2 separate regions of the Homo sapiens genome follow, and region 1 is linked to region 2. A link is a loop called in an ENCODE intact Hi-C map of the cell type or tissue named here. Cell type or tissue: CD4-positive, alpha-beta T cell. All regions are shown on one strand.

Evidence for each region. Hi-C counts contacts between places; a loop is a spot of excess contacts. Peaks named below come from ENCODE experiments on the same cell type or tissue, not always from the same donor. Only the 100,000 strongest peaks of a DNase experiment are listed, where the experiment ranks them.
Region 1: it touches region 2 in a loop (1.8-fold over the local background); 6 of 110 quality-filtered maps call a loop at or near these places.

What each region holds. Positions count from the first base shown.
Region 1 is chr2:181,119,315-181,127,314 of GRCh38, forward strand. LINC01934 (long intergenic non-protein coding RNA 1934) reads left to right here and starts at 4,523. Exons shown (of 5, transcript NR_130784.1): 1 at 4,523-4,666. RefSeq lists an enhancer at 4,790-4,889. In CD4-positive, alpha-beta T cell, no CTCF peak of the experiment used is centred here; DNase peaks (open chromatin) are centred at 4,627, 5,437 and 7,367; H3K4me3 peaks cover 3,218 bases; H3K27ac peaks cover 3,773 bases.
Region 2 is chr2:181,175,331-181,183,330 of GRCh38, forward strand. The region is part of intron 1 of LINC01934 (long intergenic non-protein coding RNA 1934); the gene reads left to right. Among named protein-coding and RNA genes, the nearest start is that of LINC01934, 55 kb to the left of the region's middle. In CD4-positive, alpha-beta T cell, a CTCF peak has its summit at 3,698; a DNase peak (open chromatin) is centred at 3,661.

The sequences.
Region 1 (8,000 bases), 56 kb before region 2:
AAACTCAACTGGTTCTTTGATATTAGAGTGGTACATGTTCCTACATGTAATTGGTAGTTAATAAGTTTGTTAGAATAAAATCTTTTTTGCTGCACTTCTACATAGAGAGATGTGTGTAAAACATATGCAAGTCATCTTTTTAGGTAAGATGCAATTGTAAATAAGAGCAAGATACTATTTTTAAAAAGAAAAACACCCTCTGCAGTACTCTGTAGTATTATTTGTTTACAGCTGAGGTAATTTAAATTGAACCAAACTAAGTGATCAAGTTTTGCTTCAACTCAAAATGAATATAAATTACTAAATCTCAAATTGTAAAGAAGATTTAAAGCAAGGGTGTGCAATCTTTTGGCTTCCCTGGGCCACACTGGAAGAAGAATTGTCTTGGGCCACACATGAAATGCACTAACACTAACAATAGCCCATGAGCTTAAAAAAAAAATCACGAAAAAAGATATCCTAATGTTTTAAGAAAGTTTACGAATTTGTGTTGGGTGTGCATAGGACAAGCTTGGTTTAAAGTTTTAAGGTTTAAAATGTTCATATATAGACGTGAAATTTGTGTTGAGCAGTAACATGTAGTAAGTGCTCTGTGATGGTCGATTTCTTCCTGATGAAGTAAAAGAGATTTTGCAAAGTAATTGCAAATTAATGCTAATCAAGCTTTCTTCCTTCATATGATCAAGATGAGACTATAAATACACGCGAATATATAACCATTCTATTTAGAAAAATAAGATTTCACTAGATAAAATGTAAGTAGTGTATAAACAGATATGTCCCTAGATTATGAACAGATTTTGTTCCAAATATTTACTTGAATTCAGCATTCTGGAATTTTATATGCAAATTTCTATACATAAAAATGAAATGAGTAGATATATTCCTCAGTTTTACTAGTAAAATTTATTTTACCTATACTGTACTTCAACAATAGAACGAATTCTATTTTAGGTCCTATTCTCCATGTAGTATATTGTTAATAAGGGAAAACATTCTGAATTTTAAATGAATTTTCTGGAACACATTTGGTTTCAGACCTCTGGTCTTGACATAAAATGAATAAACTGAATACCCACAGATTAGAGCACATCCTCCTATATTTTCTCAGAAATAAGACAAAGGTTCATCAAGTAAGGGGCTGAAGGATGAAGTTATTTACTTAGATTTACTATGGGTTTCTAGGACAACTATTTGAAAAACTGTAAATCTAAGTGATTCAAATTCTGAGTATCAATGTAGATCATAGCACTTAGAACTTAGGAGCTGGATGGAACTTTAGATATGATTAAATTGAGCATATCATTCTAAACTGAACAAGCTGAATAACAACTCTTTCTCCTCCCTCTTCATTTAATTCATAAGCACAGGTTAGGGCCAAAGAATATCCACGCCTTTGCCTGGCCTGTTTTACTTGTTGGTAAGGTACAAGGTAGCCATATAGCAAGACAGTTATAGTTGAAGGCCCTGTGACAAGCAATGCTTATCTTTCATTACAACTTTCTTTCATTAAAGCATCCATTGTTACCAGAGTCTACTCATTGTGCAAATATTTCTTGAATTTCTCTCCTTTGTGCATGATCCCAGTTGATGGGTAAATATAGAAACCAATAAAATGTGGTTTTTATCCTCAAGAAGATTATGTTTTTGGTGAGAAGATACAAGTCTTCTTCAATTCAAGAGTTTAATCAAGAAGGTAAATACATGCTTGCAAAATAAATGAATCAGATGAGCTAACACAAGCTCAGAGGAGGGAAAGAATGCTATATGGTAGAATTGAGATTGACTGATGGCCCGTGGAAAGGCAGGATCACTGAGGCTGGGATCTAAACTATTTGATTAAGTGTGGATGAAAATGAAACAAAAGTACAGAACATGGGAAAAAAAGAACTCAATACCAATTGGTGATTTATTGGAAAGAGTCAATGAGAGGGAGAAGTACAGGTTTCATGTGTGAAACCTGTAGTAAGCCGCACTAATTTTCTAACCAGTTGAGTAGAGGCAGAAATAGCCTGATATAGTCAAAATGGCCTTGGACTTGGGGACGGAGGAGTTGTCAGGATACAGAGGTTCATCTCTTTAACATACCAGAAATACAATTTTGAATAAAATGATCAACTTCTCTTATCTAATGCTTCTTGAAATGTGAAACAAAAGGTTTGAATTTAGTATCTAAAGTCCCACCCAGCACATGATTTCTAAGTGCTTGGATTCAATTTTGATGAAAATAGAGTAGTGAAGCAGCTGCAGAACAAAAAGGAGAAACCTTTTCAGAGGACCAGAAGGAAGCTGGAGTGGTTGGTGATATACTGGGAAGTGATGCACTAGGTAGAGAAATCAGTGAGTCTTGAGGGGCATTTTGCATTTGGAAATGGTATTTGGGTCTGACCCAAGACTTTGTATTGGTACCTTAGATCCCCTTCTGCTAAGCATACCTGTTCTTTAGTTACCCTTTTCTCTCTTTCCCTGTCATAGCTCCTCTACCCCAACTGGATGCACCCAAATGGTAGAAGGTAGAATAAGGGGGAGATGCTCTGCTTCTCTTATTGTGGTTGTCCATGGATCTCTTGCTTTTCCCCTTTTATTTGAGCATTTTGAATTGCCACCAATATTGGCAACTGCAACTGTGCCTCTTTGGTTTGTATGTCCAAGGCCAATGATATAATAGCTATATCCTTCGAACCTGCCCAGACATACCTAGAGAAAACATTTTCAGGTATCTCTAGGTAGGTGTGAGCTAGGAGGAAGGTTAGTTAGGAGCAGAGACCAAAAAGAGATATAATGAATGCAACTCTATGAATCACAAGGGAAAAAGTCTCTAATTGCAGAAGGAGCAGTAACAGTTTTAAGCTGGAGAGCCTGGGTTGGTGCCCAAAGCATTTCTTTGTTTGCCAAAAGCTGCCTCAATGTGGTATTTCCATCAACACCTATTTGTTGAGAGCCTACTCTGTGCCAGACACTATTATACAGGCTGTAATTTTCTATTGGCTCTAAGCCATTCTGATACATAAAAATATAGTTTCCTCAAAAGAGATTAGTATTTTATAATCTAGTTCAGCTTCATGTGTTAGCACTTAGTCTGAATATTTGCCATTGTGAAAATATGCAATATCTATGTATTTTTCAGACATGAGCCAAAGTATTGAAGTGCTTCATACTTAATTGTTCTTCAAAGTGTTCAATCTTTAACCAAAATATTTCTCAAGAAGTATTTCATGGATATACTTGTTATTTATTTTTGTTCTCTGAAAGAAATGCCTCCTGATGTTAAAAATCATTTTGCTAATATCTCAGTCTTATTCCTTTTTAGAGTCCTCTACACTCTATCAATATAGAACTAGCTACAGTTACCAGAAAGTGCTATATTGTTTTGTGCCTCTGGATCTTTGAATATGCTAGACTCCCAGCTGGGAATGCACTTCCTTGCATGAAAAATGACCACACAATATTCTTTACCACAGTTCAAGAATCAACTCCTTTGATCAGCTCTTTTACGCTAATTAGAATGCCCGTTTCCCCACTTGAGGCCCAATGTATTCTATATAAATTCCTATTGTTGTAATTCTCACATAATATTCATAATTATTTGTCCAGTTTTCTTTTCCCATCTTGTGATTTCCCATAAAATCATAAGATTTTATGAACTTATTGAGGACAGAGATTATGTCTTATTTGTGGTTATATCCTCAGGGCACAAAAAAGAGAAACTCAATATATGTTCAGTAAATTCATTGAATGAATAAATGAATCAATGAACAAACAAGCAAATGCCATATGCATGCATATATTCAACTCCTAGGAACACATTTTACTGGTATTTTATATCTTATATTTATTTATAATATATAAATATTTTATATATTATATATAAATAAATACAAATATTTATTTATATATAATATATAATATAATATATTTATTTATATATAATATATAATTTATAATTATATAAATATATAATATATTTATATATAATATATAATTTTATTATATATTAATTATATATATAATAAATATATATAATATATAATTTTATTATATATTAATTATATATATAATAAATATATATAATATATAATAATATTATATACATTATATATAAATATAAATATTTATATAATATATAATATAATATATTTATTTATATATAAATATATAATATATAATTATATAAATATATAATATATTTATATATAACATATAATATAATATAATAAATATATAAATAAATATAAGATAATAAATATAAGATAAGACCCTTTTCTGAAGATACTTCTAAGAAGTATCAGCAATACATTCTATGGGATGCGTATAATGGTTCCTGGATAATATAAAGAAAGAAGGCTTTCCTTTCTCAAAAAGGCAGTCTGTTATAAAAGTCTTTGTAAGTTGAAAACATTTTTTTTGAAAAGCAGAACCCTGTAGTTAAAGAAAATTCAGCAGCCTAAATTCTTTACTACATGTGTGGGTATAGTGAAAACATTTAGCTATCTGATATTACACTATCGTTGACTTCTCAGTTTTAGTATTCAGAGAATGACCTGAACTTAGCTGTGTTAAGTTGCCTGCTCCACAGGAAACCACCTCTGTAACTGTTGCTTGCTGCTTTCTCTTTAGGCAACACCCAAAGCCACTGTCAGATGTCATGGAGATGAGACCTCACAAGGTAAGTGCAAAGAAAACAGGAACAAATACATTTTCAAACAGAACTTGGTGAAAACATTGGCCCAAGAATGATAGGAAGCACCGCCTTTTGGGGATCCCTATTTGGGCTGTGGAAGGGACATATAGCCCTGTTTTATATGGAATCATATATGGTGTGAGGGAAATGAGTCAGATCCTGGGTTCCCAAGTGGCCTATCTGAGACAGAAGCAGGTTATGTTGTCTAGACAAAAGGAAATGCTTTGTTTTTTGAGGGAATGTTATCAGAATTTTAAAAGCCAAATGATGGCTAGAGAATATAACTAAAATTTTATTGACACTTTGTTTTTTAGAAGGCTTTTTCCCTCTTTCTTTTTGTTTCATTCTAACAGTCTATCTTTTTGCCCAAGATGCAAATTGAAACTTAATTAAATCCATGATTCCAAAGAGATATAGGCCTTATTACACAGCAGGCATTCTCTGGCTTTTCTTCACATCTGGAGTTTTAAACTTTGGGGTATTAATATCATGTCTAAGATTTCTTGTAGTCTTGGTTTGCTAAATAGAGGATACATGGCTATTTTAAATGAGGGTTTCATAATCACCCAAAAATGCTACAAATTTCAACGTGAAATAGCTTTTTCCTACATTGTAAATATTAGATGATTAAGCATTCCTTATGCCTTTTGCATGAAAAGGCAACATAGACTTTATTAGATATCTGCGGTTCTCATTCTTTGAGTATTTGCCTCCCTATTGACCTTCAGGCCTTTTGTGCTTCTTTAAAGCCGTTTCCATCCCCCCTACTTCCTCCTTCACAGAATGTAAGATGTCAGTGGAAGAAGATGAAACCAGAGGTTTTAAGAAAAGATTGGACAATAATAACTAAAACAAGTTCCTTTAGCTTTTATTTTTACCCATTTTATGTATTTTTATTGATATAAATTGCTTTATTATGATTATAGTTGAAAGTCAACATTTTGGCATATTAAAAAGACCATTTCCTTCCAACCTAGAAAATTCTATCTCATGATGATACATGTTAGGCCTCTTAGCAACTTATTCTGTCCTATAGCTGTGTGTGGCCACTGCCAATTTGTAGTCCCCAGTTCTAGTCCTGTCAACTATTTCTCCAGAGGTAACTGGACCAGAGATTATACCAGAATTTTATTTTATTTTTCTCAGATGGAGATTTTTTTTCACTGTGAAACTGTCTGGTTTCCCACTGATGGGTCTAATATACAGAGCTTTCTGGGTTTGACAGATGTGATAAACTAACAAGAATATTTGCATTTGTGTAGCTTTTATATACAGATATTTCACTCTCCTAATACTTTTTCAAGTTATAGATAAATGTTTTTTAAAAGCAAACTGAAACGGCTGACAAACAGCTGCTGCATAGACTTTGGAACCTGGCTGCCTATGTTTGTAGACTGCTCATAGAAATGTGAGTTCTGATAGCCTTTTTGGAGATGAATCTAGCAATATATGTGGATATTTATTGTGGCATTTGCTGAAGTTCCTTCTATAGCCTACCAGGCACTGCATCACCTGGACCTTGGGCAAGATATATGTCTGGTCCCTTTTCCTGCCCTTCTGTCACTCTGCATTTACTGTAGTGGCATTCACAAGTGTTCCCAGTCTCGCTGAGTATCTCTCCCTCAGAACTCGGGTGCTTGCTGCTTGCTGTTCCTTCTGACTGGATTGCTCCTCTCTTAACAGGCCTCATGGCTTACTCCCTCAAGTCATTCAGGTTTCTGATCAAATACCTCCTCAGAGAGCTCTTCCCTGGCTACCCCATTTAAAGTAATAAGAAATTTCCTGTAACTTTGTATCCCCTTGTTTAGCTTCATAAAAATATAACATTATGTTACATATTAAATTAGTGCCTGTCCCCTCCACTAGAATGGATTCTTTAGGAAAGTGGGAACTTTGTTTTGTTCATTGCTCTATTCCTGGAGTTGAACAGGCGCATAGAGTGTATTAAGACTTGTTGCATGAATAATTTGTGGTAGCAAATGAACGAAAAGATAAAGCAAATAGAATATCCTTTGGTAAGAGAATGGTTAGATAAATTGTGGCATATCAATAATATGATGAAGTCATCAAGAAGAATAGAATTAGATCAATGTCATCCAGGGAGTTTCAAAGTTTATTATTAAGGAAGAAGTGGAGGTGCAGAAAAGTTTGTATAATAGGACCCTGAGCAGTGATCTACATATATATGTATCTATCCATCTATTTAATCTATCTATCATCACATAAGAATGATTCATATAGTAGGATATTCACCAGGTCATAAGCATTAGCTTTGTAGGGAAATTGTGCAGTGTGATTTTGTTGAACAGGGTATGGAAACGGAGACTAGAGGGCTCAAAGTTGGCTGAAATATGTAAAATGATTGCCAATTTGGGATACAGCTTCACTTGCTTTTGCTAAATACACTTCAGAGCAACTTCAGTCATATCTTTCTCCCCTTGCCACCCACACTGTGACTTAGTGTCAAACTCTGACCCATGGTTGCTGTCTTGGCCTCCCTTAATTACTCTCCTTCGGAATTCCGTGTTGGTGCTCAGTGCTTCCATGCTGAAGTACAAGTTCCAGGCAGTCAACTTGTCTTGTCTTTGACTACTACTTAGAACCTCTTTGCATTCCTTGAAAAAAGGCATTTGTCTCTTACTGATGTGTTTTGCTCGTGTTTCTCATGCAATGAGTCCTTGATGTTCTTACAGCTGTTGCTGATCACTTTTTGGGGGGTTTTGAGGAAAAACTATGAAATTGATTCTAGACAATTTAGGCTTTTGTGGTTCACTGGGGCCCATAAAACTACTGAGCTGGGGAAGTGTGATTGGGAGAATAATGATATTTATTCAACGATAATGTGCTTCACATACATAAAGAGAACTCTGCACAGCCCCCGATAGAAAGTTACGGAAACATTCTCAAGTTAGAAACAGTAAATGTTTTGAAAATAAAGTGGCACTGTCTTAGAAATGCAAGAAGGCAGAAGCAAAATATTAGATTTGATAATTAAGAATATAATTAATGATGAGAAACCCCATATTTTAGAGTAAGACTATATCCCATTTATCATGGCTTTCAGTCATTTGAAAATTTATGTTCGTTAGTTTGATTGTATTTTCCACCAGCTCTAAGGAGGAGCTGGAAGGGTGTGTACTTTTTTCATTAACATTGGATTGCAATATTCAGGCACCTATCTGTTCTTACTTTAAACAGAATAATTTAGGAATGTTAGTTCTAAACTCAAGCTGAGACAAGATAAAGATTTTGTAGTGATTTTCATTTGAGAAGATACAAAAGTTTTGCTAATTCACAAGTGTGTTACTTATATCCTTAT
Region 2 (8,000 bases):
CAGGACTTATCAGCTTACAAAGCTTACAAAGTCTGTGCTCATTTTACCTCCTGATGTGGTTTCAGTGTTCAGTGACCCTTGTGATTATGACAGTAAGCGTTTTCTATGCATGTGGTAGAATGAGATGGCTCAAGTGAAAGGTTTTCCTTGACATAAGATGATCATAAAAAGTTCATTTTTTTTCATATTCTGTGATGAATCTGCCAGGCATGATTGCTAATGTGTTCTTCTTTTAGGTTCAGAATCAGTAATCTTTCTCCTTAGCATTTGCTGTTTTTAAAGAAGTAAAAGGTGATTTTGGCTGTGTTCATTAACAATGGGAATCCAAAGCAAATTTTTAAGACATCTAAATGTACTTTAAAAAAAAAAATTTTCAGGCCAGGCGCGGTGGCTCACACCTGTAATCCCAGCACTTTGGGAGGCTGAGGCAGGTGGATCATGAGGTCAGGAGATCAAGACCATCCTGGCCAACACGGTGAAACCCCATCTCTACTAAAAATACAAAAAAATTAGCCAGGCTTGCTGGAGGGTGCCTGTAGTCCCAGCTACTCTGGAGACTGAGGCAGGAGAATGGCGTGAACCCGGGAGGCAGAGCTTGCAGTGAGCCGAGATCACGCTACTGCACTCCAGCCTGGGCAACACAACGAGACTCCATCTCAAAAAAAAAAAAAAAAAAAAAAATTCAGATATACTGAAATCAAATTTTAGAAATTTCATCCCAGTTGTTCAAACTTTATACTTTGATTACTTTCATTAGATGCAATATAATTTATTAGAACATACACCATCTTTCAAAACCATATATATTTTTACTTTTTCTGCCTTTATTTCTGTTGATGGCAAATTCAGCTTAATATAGTGGTCGGTGCTAAATTTAGAGTAGTTGTAACGTGCTGGTGGAGGACTTTATTCCAAACTAGAATTCTAAGGCCTATTTGGAAGATTGGAAAATACCTCAGTATATCCAGTGTTGAAAGTCTGCAACTTTTTTCCAAAGCCCCGTTATAATACTTATATAATTAAATGTTCCAGTAATGTGAAATGTCTGAATTGATTGGAATTATGTCTTTTTTAGAGAATATCAGCATACCAAAGAAGAATTTAAAGAGAAAATCCCTACCCCCAAATTTATGGCAACATCAATTAAAATATCAGTGTAATTACAATGCCCAGTCATTTTATAATGAATATAGTTTTCTAAAGCACACAATTTTCCAGTAGTTTCAGCTAACTTTCAAAGAAAAAGTATTTAATCTTTATTTGAAGTATTAGTTAAAGAAAGGCAAAAACAGCTTGGATACAAGCACGCTGGAAATCATTCAAGATTCAAATTGTTAAAACTGATTCAATCTGTTCACTGTCTTGGGTGTTTCAGAGATTACTCACCTGTAGTAAATTGAAAAACCAGGAAACACTGTATTGTTACATTTTCCAGTTGGACCATTAAGTACTTTCTGGAGATTCCTTCTCTGAAAAATATGGGCATGACATGCACTGTTTATTATATTTGTTTTGAGAAGAAGATAATAATAGCAACAAAGAAGTAATCATCTTAAAGATGTACAAATATTCCCATATGGGCAACACATGAATTCTCAAGGTTAAGACACTTTGAAAGGGATTTTTGACTTTAGGGAAGTTACATGGGAATAGGATGGGAGAATCAAGCCAACCGTTATTAGTATGATTAAACCATTCTTATACAGGCATTACCTAGAATAGAAACAAGTCATCCAAAACCTGATTGAAGTGAGATAATGAGTATAATAAGCCACAGAAGCAAGAGAAATCAGGGTGCCTCCAAACAGCTTTGTTTGATTAGTGTATTAAATTTAGAGGTCTGTAACCTGGAAGGGAGTATTTAGTAGCATTAATATTTTTAGATGCTACTCCAAAAAATCTCACAAGTACTTTGTGACCCAGAGTATAATTCTTATTATCCAATTTCACTGTGAACATTTTATTCAAGGAAGAAATATTAGAACTTGTTAAAAGTACATGTCATAAATTTGTCAGAAATAATACGCCTCCTTCTTGTAAAATATTGATATTCTGGATGTATTTCTTACTATGATCTTAATTACCTGAAATCAATTTGGCATGCTTTGTAATATCTGTAAGGGGTTCTTGCCCATCTCAAATCAATAAAATATTTTATGTATTGAAGATGTTTCTGTTTTAGCAGTCAGATCCAGCCAGCAGAGCAGATTTCTGAGTCTGATATTGAATGGTTTTGTTTTGGAACATTGTGGATTGTGAACATTTTTGTGGTGGGAGCCAAAGAGAATAGAGCTTTGTCCTATGAATGTATATTCTAAAATTAGTCAAAATTTAACTTGTTTAGTTTAAATATTTCAAAATATATTTTCAACTCCTCAACTTTAAAATTATAAAAATATTGTTGACAAATATCCATTTTTTTCTTACCACAAGCCACTTTTCAGTATACTAAGAGAATAAGAATTAAGTTCAAAACAGCAATCAATGTATCCCTGGGAAAACAAGTTCTGATGATTTTGTTTTTTGTGTAAATCTGTTCAAGCTGAATCTAACCATGTGTAAAGGAGCTAGAGACCAGGCCCTGCAACCTGTGCTGCCCTCTCTTTAACAAGGTTTTGGTCAATAACTATAACTGAACCACAAAAACAGATTATATATCCTAATTTAAGGGACTTTGGGGTTCTGTTTTGGAGAAACTTTATGCCCCGGCTCTTGCTTGAATAAGAAAATTCTGACAAACATAGCAAAATCCAGGTTGATGCTGGCTTCTGTTGAGGAACTAAGGAGAAGGCCAAGGGCTTAAACTATACTGTGTACAAGAAGCAGCTGAAAGGTACCCTTTGTGATTCTTTTGGCTAGTTAGAAATTTTTCAAAAGTATATCTTGTTCTTAGGAGGCAACCTCTAGACTCACACATAATGAGCAGCCTTGGAAAATTGTCTTCACCTGATGGCTCCATTTTTAGCAGTCATTCTGAAACCTAGCACTGGGGGAGATTAACAGAAATCAAGTTCTTCTGTGAAGGCAGTTGAGACTCTTTTACTCATTCCAAACACACAATTTAAAGGAGTGTAAAAAAAGAATGTGACATGAACACAATACCTATTGCAGAATCCACATATAGAGATGGTCAGAAATTGTCAGACCTAGAAAGTTCTCAGAGTTAGAGGTCATTTATTACAAATTGCTCACCTCTTTTTCTTATCAAGTAAACAGAGGACTGGGGTGATTTAGTGACATTCTTGCTAAGGCATACTTATGTGACAAGGTGCAGAAGTAATTGGCTAAATGGCAAATTGAAACTAAAATTCTTGTTTGAAATCTATTTTTCAGATTATGCTTCTTAAAACTTGTCTTAAATCAGTTACTTAAATCCTCAAAATATTTCAAAGCTTTGTCATTAGCTACCAGATGAAGAACAAATGCTTCCAGCTGGTGTTCAATATCTTCTGATTTTCCTTTACGGTGGAGGTCAGAAAGCTCAAATACCTGCTGAAATCAGTTACCTAAGAATTGTTGAAGCAAGATTTATGAAAAATGTTTATCTTTATTACAAAACAACAACAAAAACTCAGCCTAGTCATAAAAATAGAAGGCAACGGACATTTGCAGAGGTAATAGGAAGTGTTAGGGACTGTGGCCTTCAACACAGTACCTTCCCTGACCTGCAGGGGTCTACTTCTGCTCAAATTCATTGATTACTGACATGTGGGGATGCAAACCCAGCATTGCTATCAGAATTTTAGATTTTTCGAGAAGCCAAACATTTAGAGTTGTATGTGTAATCTCCCAATATTTAAATACTGGTTGTTAAACACCCACTTTCTTTCTCTTGCTCATTCTCTCCTTCTTATTATAGTTAGGAAACTAAATACTGAGCAGGTCAAACAAATCATCAATTTGCTCAATTCAGCTCTGGTCTGACATTTACTCCCTAGGTATTGTAGTAGGTGTCTCTTACTCCCTGTATATAGGCTTTATGTTCCATGCTCCACCTTTCTCCTATCATGACTTCCATGGTCTTGCCTCTTTGCCTTTGTTCTTATAGTTCTTATCCCCAGGAAAGCCTTATTTACATCCAGTTTATTGAAAACTTAACCTACCATCACAATCGACCTCAAATTCTTTTTTTTTTTTTTTTTGAGACGGAGTCTCGATCTGTCACCCAGGCTGGAGTCCAGTGGCATGATCTCGGCTCACTGCAAGCTCTGCCTCCTCCAGGTTCACGCCATTCTCCTGCCTCAGCCTCCTGAGTAGGTGGGACTACAGGCACCCGCCACCACGCTCGGCTAATTTTTTTTGTATTTTCAGTAGAGACAGGGTTTCACCGTGTTAGCCAGGATGGTCTCAATCTCCTGACCTTGTAATACGCCCGCCTTGGCCTCTCAAAGTGCTGGGATTACAGGCGTGAGCCACCGCGCCCGGCCGCTACCTCAAATTCTATGTCCTCCATAAAACTCCTCTCAATCCTCTCTGCCAGGCATCCCACTTCCTTTTACATTTCCTGAGTAATCTCTTTTGTGCTCCATTGCTTAACTCTGCCTTGTACATTTGCTGTTTATACTTTTATGCTCCTACTCACTATAAGATGCATGAGGCAAGACCACCTCTGGAAACTCCACTGTCTGCAAATAACACCTAAATATAGAGGAAACTCAAATCTGATTTTGAACTTATCAACAGTTGGGAAGGAAGATTCTCTGTGTTTGAGCATTTTTGTTTCCACCTAAAAACTGTAGGTCATCTGCTTATTAAAAGTAGGTGGGTTCATCCAATCCCTTTCTTCCTCCCCATAGCCCAGATACCATTGCACTGTATATGTCAGAACTCACTTTCGTGGCACATAATGTGATGTGGAATCTACTTTTAAGGAGGAAAAGTATCACTGTACAGGAAGATCAGCTGGTATATAGAAAGTTGATTCTAGCCAGGATGATGTGCCTATTCCCTCCTCAATAAAAAGGCAACAGATTTATTCATTCTTCTTCTCATTTAGGGCCCTTTTTATTCCTCTTTCTGATACCATGAAATATTGTTCAATATTCAGAGTTGATGTTTTGGGCCTGAACTTTCTTTGCTATACCACATTAAGTTCTGAGCTCCTGATCAGATAACAGGCAATCAGGTAGGCCTCTGCACAGCAAGTAAATGACCACAGAGTACATTGAGAACTTAGTCATGCATATTTAAAAGCATTTAGCCTGAGCACATTTTTATTGATGAATGATAAATGCTTTGACATACCACCATCTTGCTACTTAAATTTAAACACATCCCGGTAGTTAGTCCCTCAACTTTTAATTGTAAAAAAGCCTTTATAGAAAGTCATGCTTTTGTTCCACTCATTCACTAGGCCGAGGTCTTTAATTATAGTTTAAGAAATTTTACTGTAGCCAGGACATGCCCTAAGCTATATTCTAATGAGCAGAATTGTAGTTCTGTTTATATCTGGCATAATAAACATTAAGGGACCATTACAAACATTTAGCATTAAAATTATTAAAAGATAAGGTGTAAGGAAGGGATCCAGTTTCAGCTTTCTACATATGGCTAGCCAGTTTTCCCAGCACCACTTATTAAATAGGGAATCCTTTCCCCATTGCTTGTTTTTCTCAGGTTTGTCAAAGATCAGATAGTTGTAGATATGCGGCGTTATTTCTGAGGGCTCTGTTCTGTTCCATTGATCTATATCTCTGTTTTGGTACCAGTACTGTGCTGTTTTGGTACCAGTACTATGCTGTTTTGGTTACTGTAGCCTTGTAGTATAGTTTGAAGTCAGGTAGCGTGATGCCTCCAGCTTTGTTCTTTTGGCTTAGGATTGACTTGGCGATGCGGGCTCTTTTTTGGTGCCATATGAACTTTAAAGTAGTTTTTTCCAATTCTGTGAAGAAAGTCATTGGTAGCTTGATGAGGATGGCACTGAATCTATAAATTACCTTGGGCAGTATGGCCATTTTCACGATATTGATTCTTCCTACCCATGAGCATGGAATGCTCTTCCATTTGTTTGTATCCTCTTTTATTTCACTGAGCAGTGGTTTGTAGTTCTCCTTGAAGAGGTCTTTCACATCCCTTGTGAGTTGGATTCCTAGGTATTTTATTCTCTTTGAAGCAATTGTGAATGGGAGTTCACTCATGATTTGGCTCTCTGTTTGTCTGTTATTGTTGTATAAGAATGCTTGTGATTTTTGTACATTGATTTTGTATCCTGAGACTTTGCTTCAAAATGGATTAAAGACTTAAACATTAGACCTAAAACCATAAAAACCCTAGAAGAAAACCTAGGCATTACCATTCAGGACATAGGCATGGGCAAGGACTTCATGTCTAAAACACCAAAAGCAATGGCAACAAAAGCCAAAATTGACAAATGGGATCTAATTAAACTAAAGAGCTTCTGCACAGCAAAAGAAACTACCATCAGAGTGAACAGGCAACCTACAAAACGGGAGAAAATTTTTGCAACCTACTCATCTGACAAAGGGCTAACATCCAGAATCTACAAAGAACTCAAACAAATTTACAAGAAAAAAACAAACAACCCCATCAAAAAGTGGGCAAAGGACATGAACAGACACTTCTCAAAAGAAGACATTTATGCAGCCAAAAAACACATGAAAAAATGCTCACCATCACTGGCCATCAGAGAAATGCAAATCAAAACCACAATGAGATACCATCTCACACCAGTTAGAATGGCAATCATTAAAAAGTCAGGAAACAACAGGTGCTGGAGAGGATGTGGAGAAATAGGAACACTTTTACACTGTTGGAGGGACTGTAAACTAGTTCAACCATTGTGGAAGTCAGTGTGGTGATTCCTCAGGGATCTAGAACTAGAAATACCATTTGACCCAGCCATCCCATTACTGGATATATACCCAAAGGACTATAAATCATGCTGCTATAAAGACACATGCACACGTATGTTTATTGCGGCACTATTCACAATAGCAAAGACTTGGAACCAACCCAAATGTCCAACAATGATAGACTGGATTAAGAAAATGTGACACATATACACCATGGAATACTATGCAGCCATAAAAAATGATGAGTTCATGTCCTTTGTAGGGACATGGATGAAATTGGAAATCATCATTCTCAGTAAACTATCACAAGAACAAAAAACCAAACACCGCATATTCTCACTCATAGGTGGGAATTGAACAATGAGAACACATGGATACAGGAAGGGGAACATCACACTCTGAGGACTGTTGTGGGGTGGGAGGAGGGGGAAGGGATAGCTTTAGGAGATATACCTAATGCTAAATGACGAGTTAATGGGTGCAGCACACCAGCATGGCACATGTATACATATGTAACTAACCTGCACATTGTGCACATGTACCCTAAAACTTAAAGTATAATAATAATAAAATAAAATAAAATAATTAAAAGATTCAGGGATTTTAAAATAAAAATACCCATTTCCCAGCCACCTAATACATAATCATTAATTTGATGTCTTCTGATTTCTTTCAGGTTTACACCAAAATATGCAAATACTTTTTACCTAGTTTTAAGTATACTTTATGTAAACTTTTTCTAGACTGCTCTTTTACATTCCCCATATTCCAGTAGATTGTTTTATCTTTTGATGGAAAATTATCTATAGATATAATAGGACCTAAATATCTATATTTTGAAGGATGCTGTTTTTACAGAAATCAATAAAAATATAGAATCATAAATCAGCAATGACTATAGGCTCTCCCTAAAAATACAGGCTCTCGCTTCAATAGTGTATTGTTTGCTGATGCTGGAAGTGCAGTCCTAAGATCACTATACAGAATAGATTCATAGAGGACCTGAGGAAATATTGAAAGGCAGATGCTCACCAGTATTCATCTTTAAAAACGTATAACTTGTATTTATGAAAAAATTGACTACTGTTAGAAAAGAATTGACACTGGTGTCATATCAGCCAGTCATGAGTTACTTATGGTCTAAGAGTTATCCTTAGGAGGTTTTCTGAGGGAATCCTGGGAATTCCC